Regions from separate parts of the Homo sapiens genome. Here region 2 is linked to region 1. A link is a contact called in ENCODE Hi-C data. All regions are on one chromosome and are shown on one strand. Each heading gives the region's core, a stretch centred on a gene start or an enhancer-like site at or near the end of the contact. The rest is flanking DNA. Distances are from core to core; before and after follow the strand shown.

What was found. A loop is a pair of places that touch in the nucleus more often than their neighbours do. Pooled maps may share reads with other maps.
Region 2: a pooled map shows a loop between it and region 1 (4-fold over the local background). The contact joins two enhancer-like sites. A Hi-C loop is called at or near these places in 6 of 37 single-sample maps with no recorded cell type and 4 of 50 pooled maps.

The regions. Positions count from the first base shown.
Region 1 is chr2:61,705,582-61,710,384 of GRCh38, forward strand. No RefSeq gene overlaps it. Among named protein-coding and RNA genes, the nearest start is that of FAM161A, 150 kb to the right of the region's middle. Within about 2 kb of position 2,675, at least 8 of the 41 ENCODE cell types and tissues checked have a DNase peak (open chromatin) inside an H3K27ac peak, as active enhancers do.
Region 2 is chr2:62,311,273-62,316,075 of GRCh38, forward strand. No RefSeq gene overlaps it. Among named protein-coding and RNA genes, the nearest start is that of MIR5192, 110 kb to the left of the region's middle. RefSeq lists enhancers at 2,432-2,481, 2,542-2,641. Within about 2 kb of position 2,764, at least 5 of the 41 ENCODE cell types and tissues checked have a DNase peak (open chromatin) inside an H3K27ac peak, as active enhancers do.

The sequences.
Region 1 (4,803 bases), core at 1,425-3,924:
CTGGGATTACAGGCACCTGCCACCACACCCGGCTAATTTTTGTACTTTTAGTAGAGCTGCGGTTTCACCATATTGGTTAGGCTGGTCTTGAACTTTTGACCTCAAGTGATCCACCCACCTCGGCCTCCCAAAGTGCCAGGATTACAGGCGTGAGCCATTGCACCCAGCCGGCAACACTCATTTCTTAAGTTATTGCTGCTGCCAGGTGCATCTGCCATTCAGGGTATGCTTAAGTTAAATTATTGCTGTCAGGTGCATCCACCCTACAATCCAGAACATGGCAACACTGCTAAAGCCTTGGCTGTGCCTGCACACACACACATGAGCTGTCCTGAGTAGCCAAAACAGCTGACAGAAAGGTATTGAGATCCTGTGTTTCACACGTAGGAAAACCTTAGACCACACAGTGATTCCACCTCTTCACATGTAGTTCTAATAGTTTCATGCTTGACTTATAGTTCTAATAAGCTTGGTAATCTGATTTTCAATCCTTGGCTGACTTGCAGTAGAAAATTAGGAAGCCAAGAAGGGAAGCTCTAGGCAGATAAACTGACAGACCTAAAAAGACTTGAGGAAACATATTCTAGTTAATAATGTGCCTCATTTATATGATATAGTCAAGTGCAATAAACATATACTAAACCTGTGCATTTAAGTCAAAAAAAGGAAGGTGGGAAAGAAGAGGTGCTTTAAGTAAAATTCTCAAACCTTTGACCAACCACTACCTCTCTGGGCTTTTACTTATTCATATAAAAAAAGAAACATTTAAATAATTTAATGTCTAGGCTCCTGTTTACTGTAGAATTCTATGATTTTAGGTGACAACAAATAGCTTGCCAGCAAGGAGTCAATCAGGAGTATTGTGATATGTACTTTTTGTTTTTTTTGAGACAGGGTCTCATTCTGCTGCCCAGGATGGAGTGCAGCGGTGCGATCATGGCTCACTGCAGCCTCAACCTCCTGGGCTCAGGTGACGATCCTCCCACCTCAGCATCCTGGGTAGATGGGACTGCAGGTCCCATTTTTAAAATGCCTGGCTAATTTTTAAAATTTTTTGTAGAGACAGGATCTTGCCATGTTGCCCAGGCTAGTCTCGAACTCCTGGGCTCAAGTGATCCTCCCGCCTGGTTCTCTCACAATGTTGGGATTATAGGCCTGAGCCACTGAGTCTGGCCTTTGTCCTATTTCTTAAAAATTATATTTGCTACTACCATGACTACTACTCCAGTGCTTTACCAGCACTTAAATACCTCCAATGTCTGGGACAATTAGGAGTGAGGCAGACAGGGTAAGCATTTCAATCATGTCAGAGGCATCGTTTTCATAACCAGAACAATAACGAATATTTATGATGATTTAACCTAAACAGCAATTAATAAACAGCTCTTGTGTGCCAGGCACTGTGTCAGGTGCTAAGTCTTCATGGGAAATAAATTTATTCTTATATGTCTCGGGAGACAGGTGGAAAGCAATTTGGCAGTAACTACATTAAAACTTTTAAAATATGTAAATATTTTGATCCAGAATTCTTACTCCCAGAAGTTGTCCAAGTTTTTGCTGGACAATTGCAAGTGCCCAAAGATATCTTTCAAAGATGCTTACTTCTGCGTTATTTGTAAGAGTGAAACACTGGAAATGACCTAAACATCCAACATAGAGTGAGACCTATATATACCAATATGAAAAGCTGCCCAACATATACTGCTACATGACAAAAGAAAGTTGTAAGACTGTATCTTTTATTTTGTTGATATATAGATATGAGTATTTGTATACAATATCTGGAGACATATACAATAATTTTTTTTCTTTTTCTTTTTCTTTTTTTTTTTTGAGAAAGGGTCTGGCTTTGTTGCCCAGGCTGGAGTGCAGTGGTACGATCTTAGCTCACTGCAACCTCTTACCTCCTGGGCTCAAGCAATCCTCCCATCTGAGTCTCCTGAGTAGCTGGGATTACAGGTGAATGCTATCATGCCTGGCTAATTTTTGCATTTTTAGTAGAGATGGGGTTTTACCATGTTGCCCAGGCTGGTCTCGAACCCCTGGACTCAAACAATCCCTCTGCCTCAGCCTCTCAAAGTACTGGGATGACAGGTGTGAGCCACCCCGGTGGCCAACAAACTATTAACAAGGGGCAGGATTATGGAGACTTTTCTGTTTTGTTAAATGTTCATTTAAAAGTAATAAACACATTACACAAGAAAAATAACAAACGTAACAACAAAAAGAATAATACAAAATGAAAGGCAAGAAATTAAGTAATACATTTTACAAATATTTTCATGGGGAACTATTGAAAATTTATTGAAAACAACATGTTTTCCAAGAATTTAGAATGGAAAAGTTGTTCCACCTGCAGCTTTCTGATTGAGTAGCTGGATGCTGTGATCTTTCACTCAGTTACCCCCTCTTCATCCTGGTTGATTTCCAGCTTTCAATAAAGCTTTTCACCTGACGCAGGATAATAGCGAGTGCATGTGTGCTGGTTTGTTTACTGTGAGTCTCTCAGAGGAAATCATGTGCATCTGTCTGTTTACTTTTCCGTGGAACCTAGAAGGTCACCTCTAAAAATAATCTTGCTCGGTGTTAGAGTTTCTGTGACACAGAGGTACATACCTCACATGCTCTCCACAGTTAGTGCGCTAAGCCAGGCATATCTAGTTCCCAAATGACTCAGATCAGAGAAGGAGGGGAAGGCAGCTGCCAGCTAAGATGTCTAGTGACTGATTTAAGAGCAGATGCAGAGGAAGCCCTTTACAAAATGGGACACACTCATGGCTGCCTTTCTAGATCAGTGATGTTGAACTTTTAAATATGTTTATTGGCTTTTTGTATTTCTTCTTTGTAAGTTTCCAAAGGAAATATTAGGAGAATTTCTGAACCAGAGCCCATGCTATGGCTATTTGACTTTGCAGTAGACACATTTGGATGCCTTTTCACTACCTCCTTTGGCCCCGAAGCTCTTGTTAAAACAGGTGCGCCTGAGGAACTGCGTTTATGCGTGAAGAACACTCTCCATTTGCCCCTGACGTCTGCCTCACTCTTCCCAGATTGAACCTTTATTATCCCATGCTGGGCTGGGACCTCATTATGGAAGGCCTCGAAAGCCAGCCTGCGGAGGTTGAACAAGGGAGTAGGATGATGAGAGTTCTGCTGTAAGAGATTAACCCAGCATCAGTGTAAGAGACTTGAGAGGGAAGAATGGGTAGAGAAAGAGATCAGTTAGAAGTCTTTTATTGGCTGGGCATGATGGCTCACACCTGTAATCCCAGCACTTTGGGAGGCCAAGGCGGGCGGATCACCTGAGGTCAGGAGTTCAAGACCATCCTGGCCAACATGGTGGAACCCCGTCTCTACTAAAAATACAAAAATTAGCGGGGTGAGGTGGCAGGCGTCTGTGGTTGAGGTGGCGGGCGTCTGTAATCCCAGCTACTTGGGAGGCTGAGGCAGGAGAATCACTTGAACCCAGAAGGCAAAGGTTGCAGTGAGCCAAGATCATGCCATTGCATTCCAGCCTGGGCTGGAGGAAGACTCCGTCTCAAAAAAAAAAAAAAAAAAAAAAAAAGAAGTCTTTTGTCAGCTGCTCTGCCTATGGAGTAGCCATTCTTTTATTCCTTTACTTTCCTAATAAACTTGCCTTCACTTAAAAAAAAAAAAAAAAGAAGCCTGTTGTCCAAGTCAGAAACAATGAAAGCCTGAGCTAAAGCCACGAGCAGGAGAGAAGGGAATAGAAAGAGATAAATTGAAGAAGCAAATCTATGAAATTGTACAGCTGATTGGATCCAGGATACAAAGGAGTTCCGTAGGTCCCAGAAGACTCCTAGATGTGTGCTGGAAATTGTAGTGCTGCTGTGGAGATGTCACACACTGGGCTCTACCTCGTCCTCTTATGCCTCTTCGGGGATCTCATGCCAACAACTGTTTTGTCATCTATCTTCAATTATTTACTGCCATTGATTCCTTCCCATGAGGCCTATTTAAGAATCTCCACATTTTAGAACAAAATAAACCAAACCAAACCATACCAAAACAAACCTTCCCTCTTGAGAGGAAGAATAGACTACTAATGTCCTTATCGTAGAAGTAGGGAGTCAAGAGACACTATCCATGATTAATAGAACGAAGAAGGGAGCTTAAGTAGGTTGCAAAGAGGGCCAGTGGAGAGATTGAGAATGGTGATGCAACCACTTTGGAGGAGAGGGGAACGAGAGGAGTGTAAGTGAACTAAATTCTCATCCAGCATATCAGGAAGTTAATAGAGAATGTCTAAGGCGGATAAATCAAGAAATAGTTAGGCCAGGAGGTGAATTAGTGATCTGGAGGTTACTACAACACAGAAGCAGTTCAAAGTGCTTGCCTCTTCAGGGTGGCTCGGGACTGTTGCTTTTTTGAACCATTTGCGTGTATTTCTTTGATGAAATTTTTAAAGCGTTTTTTCCCTGTTTTTTAACATGTCAAAAAGAGCCTTTATTACTTTAGTAGTAGCCTCTTATGCTTCCTTGCCAGACACTTTTGGAGAAGGTGCTCCCTGGGCCAACACTTTTTGACCCTTCTGAGCTTTCTGAAGAAGTGCTGCCTTCTGGCCTGTGGCTTTCTGGGCAGGAATCTTCCGGGCTGGAGCCTTCTTGCCCGCAGTGATCATCTTTTTTGCTGGGACTTTAGCAGCAGGTGCTTTTCTGGTAGAAGCTTTCAGGAGAGCTGCCTTTCGAAGCTTCCTAAACTCATTTTTTGTTTGTTTGTTTTTTGAGACAGAGTCTCGCTCTTGTCGCCCAGGCTGAAGTGCAATGGCACAATCTCGGCTCA
Region 2 (4,803 bases), core at 1,514-4,013, 610 kb after region 1:
TGCCCAATGCCATGGGTGAAGCCAAGGAGGGCATAGCCAGTAGGAAATATATTCTACAGAAGTGATCACTTTTCAGTTTAAAAAAAAAAAAAAAAAAGGCCGGGCGCGGTGGCTCACGCCTGTAATCCCAGAACTTTGGGAGGCCGAGGCGGGTGGATCACGAGGTCAGGAGATCGAGACCATCCTGGCTAATACGGTGAAACCCCGTCTCTACTTAAAAAAAAAAAAAAAATTAGCCGGGCGTGGTGGCGGGCGTCTGTAGTCCCAGCTACTTGGGAGGCTGAGGCAGCACAATGGCGTGAACCCGAGAGGCGGAGCTTGCAGTGAGCGGAGACCGCACCACTGCACTCCAGACTGGGAGACAGAGCGAGACTCCGTCTCAAAAAAAAAAAAAAAAGTAATTAATTGATATGTTTTAAAGGTATATGTCAACATAATGTTTTATTAAGATTATGAGTGAAATTTTTTCTTCTATGAAGAATCAATGTGAAGTTATGGTTAAAATATCAATCGCTATATCATATTAGGAGATAAAAGAGGAACTATTCAATAACTGAAGCTAGGAAAACATCCATATGGAGAAAAATGAAACTGGGCAATGTCAAAGCATGTCTTCATTGTTTATCTTGGTAGAAAAGATAGAGGACTGTCTTTCTTGGACTAAAGAAGGGAAGAGGCCAGGCACGGTGGCTCACACCTGTAATTCTAACATTCTTGGAGGCCAAGGTAGAGGGATCACTTGAGGCCAGGATTTTGAGACTAGTCTGGGCAACAAAGCAGACCCTGTCTCTATAAAAAAATGTTTTAAATTGTCTGGGTGTGGTGGCATGTGCCTGTAGTCCCAGCTACTCAGGAGACTGAGGTAGGAGGATTGCTTGAGCCCAGGAGTTCCAGGCTGCAGTGAGCTACGATTGAGCCACTGCACTGAAGCCTGAGTAAGAGAACAAGACCTGTCGCTAAAAAATATTTAAAAAGAGGGGAAGAATTCTTAAATTAGGTACAAAAAAGTACCAACCAAAAAGAGAACAGATTGATACATTTTATTATTATTATTGACTATTATTGACTATATTAACTATATTATAAAATTGAATATTCACATTCTCTATGACCCAATGTGTGCATCAAGATATATCTATTAGAATACCCTTAGGAGCTCTGTAGATATCAGCAAAAACAAACAAAATCAAACCAGAAACATCCCAAATGTCCACTGACAGGTAAATGAATAAGCAAATTGAAATATTCACACTGTAGAATATTACACAATTAAAGCAATGAACTATAACTACATGCTACACTGTTCTTACAATATAATTATATATAGACTACCTATAACATAATACCTTTCTATCAAGTGTTCTTCATTTATTTATTTTTTGAGACAGGGTCTAACTCTGTCACCCAGGCTGGAGTGAAGTGGTACAACCTCGGCTCACTGCAACCTCCACTTCCCAGGCTCAAGTGATCCTCCCGCCTCAGCCTTCTGAGCAGCTGGGACAGCAGGCACATGCCACCATGCCCAGCTAATTTTTGTATTTTTTTGTAAAGATGGGTTCTTGCCATGTTGCCCAGGCTAGTCTCTAACTCCTGGGCTCAAGCGATCCTCCCACCTTGGCCCCCAAAAGTGCTGGGATTATAGGTGTGAGCCTCTGTGGCTGGCCCTCTAACAAGTTTAAAAACAACTAAAACTAAACATTTATTAAGCATTACGTTAATCAAATATAATTTAACATTAATTAAACATTAATTAAGGATAACACTAATTTAACTATTTTTTAAAGGAAGAAAATTATTAGGACAAAATGGAAGTAAAGGGGTAAAGGGAAGCACACAGGTAAATGTAAGTTATTGTTGATATTTTAGGCCAGGTGCAGTGGCTCATGCCTGTAATCCCAGCATTTGGGAGGCCAAGGCTGGTAGATCACTTGAGCCCAGGAGTTTGAGACCAGCCTGGGCAACACAGGGAGACCTCGTCTCTACAAAAATAATAAAAATTTAAAAAATTAGTTGAGCTTGGTGCACCTGTTACAGGTGCACCTATAGTCCCAGCTATAGCTACTTGAGGTGGGAGGATCACCTGAACCTGAAGAGGTCAAGGTTGCAGTGAGCCGTGATTGTGCCACTCCCCTTGGTACCAGTGAAACCCTGTCTCAAAAAAAAAAAAATTAGATCTTGGGTTGACAGATGTGTTCACAGGTGTTCAGATACATATAATTTTGAAATAAATTAATAAAATAAAAGAAAGCCATGCTAGGAAAAAAGGAAATATCAATGGTCAAGTTGCTAGGCTGTATGCCATGAAGAGCAGTTAGTCAAAGAGAATCACCTTTTCAGATGTGCCCTATCGCCCACCAGCCAGTAGTGGACAGCTCCCTGTCATGGGATAACCTGGCTGTGCTTCTCCTGGAACTTGGGCCTTACCATCTGGGAGTCCCCATTTAGTTGAGAAGCTGCAGAGGGAGTTTATTTCTGTGGCCTTGTAATGGGGCACACCTTCTGTTTGGGGGGGAAGTTCCCTCCTGTTCCAGGGAGATCATGAAGCAGCAGCTGCGTTGGCAAGGGCAGAGAAGATGTCCTAGTGATGGCTATTAAGGGGTCCCTCCCTTGCAGAAAAGGATTAGTGTCCAGCTAGCAGAGAAACACTTGCCAGGTACTTAATAGGTTCTATTTGATGGTAGTAGAAGCTCTCCCCAACACACATGCCCACTCAGCCAGGGAGAAGGTAGCAGGAAGGAAGGAGGCCCCCTGAGTATTGTGACCACAGAGATAGCCTGCCCCTGCAACCACACCCACACACTGAGGTTTCACCAGGGTGTAGGGGAGTGGTGGTTAAAAGACAAGAGAAGAGTCAGATACTATTATCTCCAAGTTTTGCTCCAAAATATGAGCTCTGAAAGTGAACGTGAGGACCCATTTCCATCTGTCCCCTACCCCATTCTACTCCCAGGTATAAGTTGCTTACCAAGATGAATAATGAGGGTTCTTTACAGCTTGTAAAATACTTTTTTAAAACATCATCACATTTGGTCCTCCTTAAAAAAAACCCAGTGGGGGTGGTTATCGTGCTTACCTTTATTTTTTAGATGAAAAAAAAAACTGAGGCTTGGAGAGGATCAGCGACTTGTCTAAGGTGATAGACTTGGAGGCAGAGATGAGAGGAAGGCTTCTGACTCCCTCTTATGCCATGTTCCCAGAGGGAGTGCCCAAAAACATGCTGTCTCAGCAGGAAGCAGCCACTACCCAAAAGCAGAATGGGAGGAAAGGAACAGGGGCCACATTTGGTCCTTACTAGCCAGTGCAGAAATGATGGTACTGGAAGGAGATATTTAGAGAGTGGCCCTTCTGTCACCTGATCCAAAGGCCAGGAATTGAAGGAGCTATGTCCTAGAGCAGCAGAGTTCTGTTAATTTGTTGTCTGTGCCTTCTGTATAATATCACTTTGTGCCCCTGGATATGCTGTTTTCTCCAGTGAGTCTAGGGAAGGAACTCTGAGGGATCATTTCACTGTCACTAAAAAACAAAACAAAACAAAACAAAAAAAAGTTTAAAAGGGATGCTTCAAAGTTTGATGCTCTAGTTGTTTTTAATCAAGCAGGGATTGCTCATTGTAAAAGTAATTTGGGATAATATAATCAAATAAAAAGTAGAAAAAAGAGTCACACCACCCAGGGATAATCACTTGTCCATCACCAACTTATCCCTGGCAGGGAATCTGCAGACAACATAGCACTGTTACCTCCCTTTGAGGCCTCAAATAATTTCTAACAGAAAGAGGCTGTTTTTGCTTAGGATGCAGATGAATAAAGAACAGAACTCCTCAGGCCGGGTGCAGTGGCTCACGCCTGTAATCCCAGCACTTTGGGAGGCCGAGGCAGGTGGATCACAAGGTCAGGAGATCGAGACCATCCCGGCTAACACGGTGAAACCCCGTCTCTACTAAAAATATAAAAAATTAGCTGGGCATGGTGGCGGGCGCCTGTAGTCCAAGCTACTTGGGAGGCTGAGGCAGGAGAATGGCATGAACCCGGGAGGCGGAGCTTGCAGTGAGCTGAGATCGTGCCACTGCACTCCAGCCTGGGTGACAGAGCAAGACTCCACCTCAAAAAAAAAAAAAAAAAAAAAAAAAGAACAGAACTCCCATCCAAACGGTGAGAAAAAGACGTATAATCTACAAATCATACCTTTTCTTGAACTCGTCAGAGAGCTGAGGTCGCAAGGCAATGAAATGAACTGAATTCCAAAGAGTAACTATCCCCCGTGAGAAGAAATAGGGAACAGGGGCTATTTTACCTTTGCCCAGGACTGGCTACATCATTTACAGATTTATAGGACCCAGTGAAAAATATGGGGAACTTCTGAGCACAGGGCACTGTGTGACTGCACAGCTTGGATACCATGAGGGGGGTCCTGTCTTTGGCAGAGAACAGAAGGAAGTGGCCACCACCGGTGTTGGTAAAAAGGAAGGAACTCAAATGTCTTGGATTCCCGAAGACTAAGTATGGATTAGCATTCAGTTTATTTATTAATTTATTTTTGAGACAGAGTCTTGCTCTGTCACCCAGGCTGGAATGCAGTGGTGCAATCTTGGCTCACTGCAACCTCCTCCTCCCAGGTTCTAGTCATTCTCATGCCTCAGCCTCCCAAGTAGCTGGGATTACAGGCCTGCACCACCATGCCTGGCTAATTTTTGTATTTTTAGTAGAAACAGGGTTTCACCATGTTGGCCAGGCTGGTCTCAAGACTCCTGACCTCAAGTGATCTGCCTGCCTCAGCCTCCCAAGGTGCTGGGATTACAGGCGT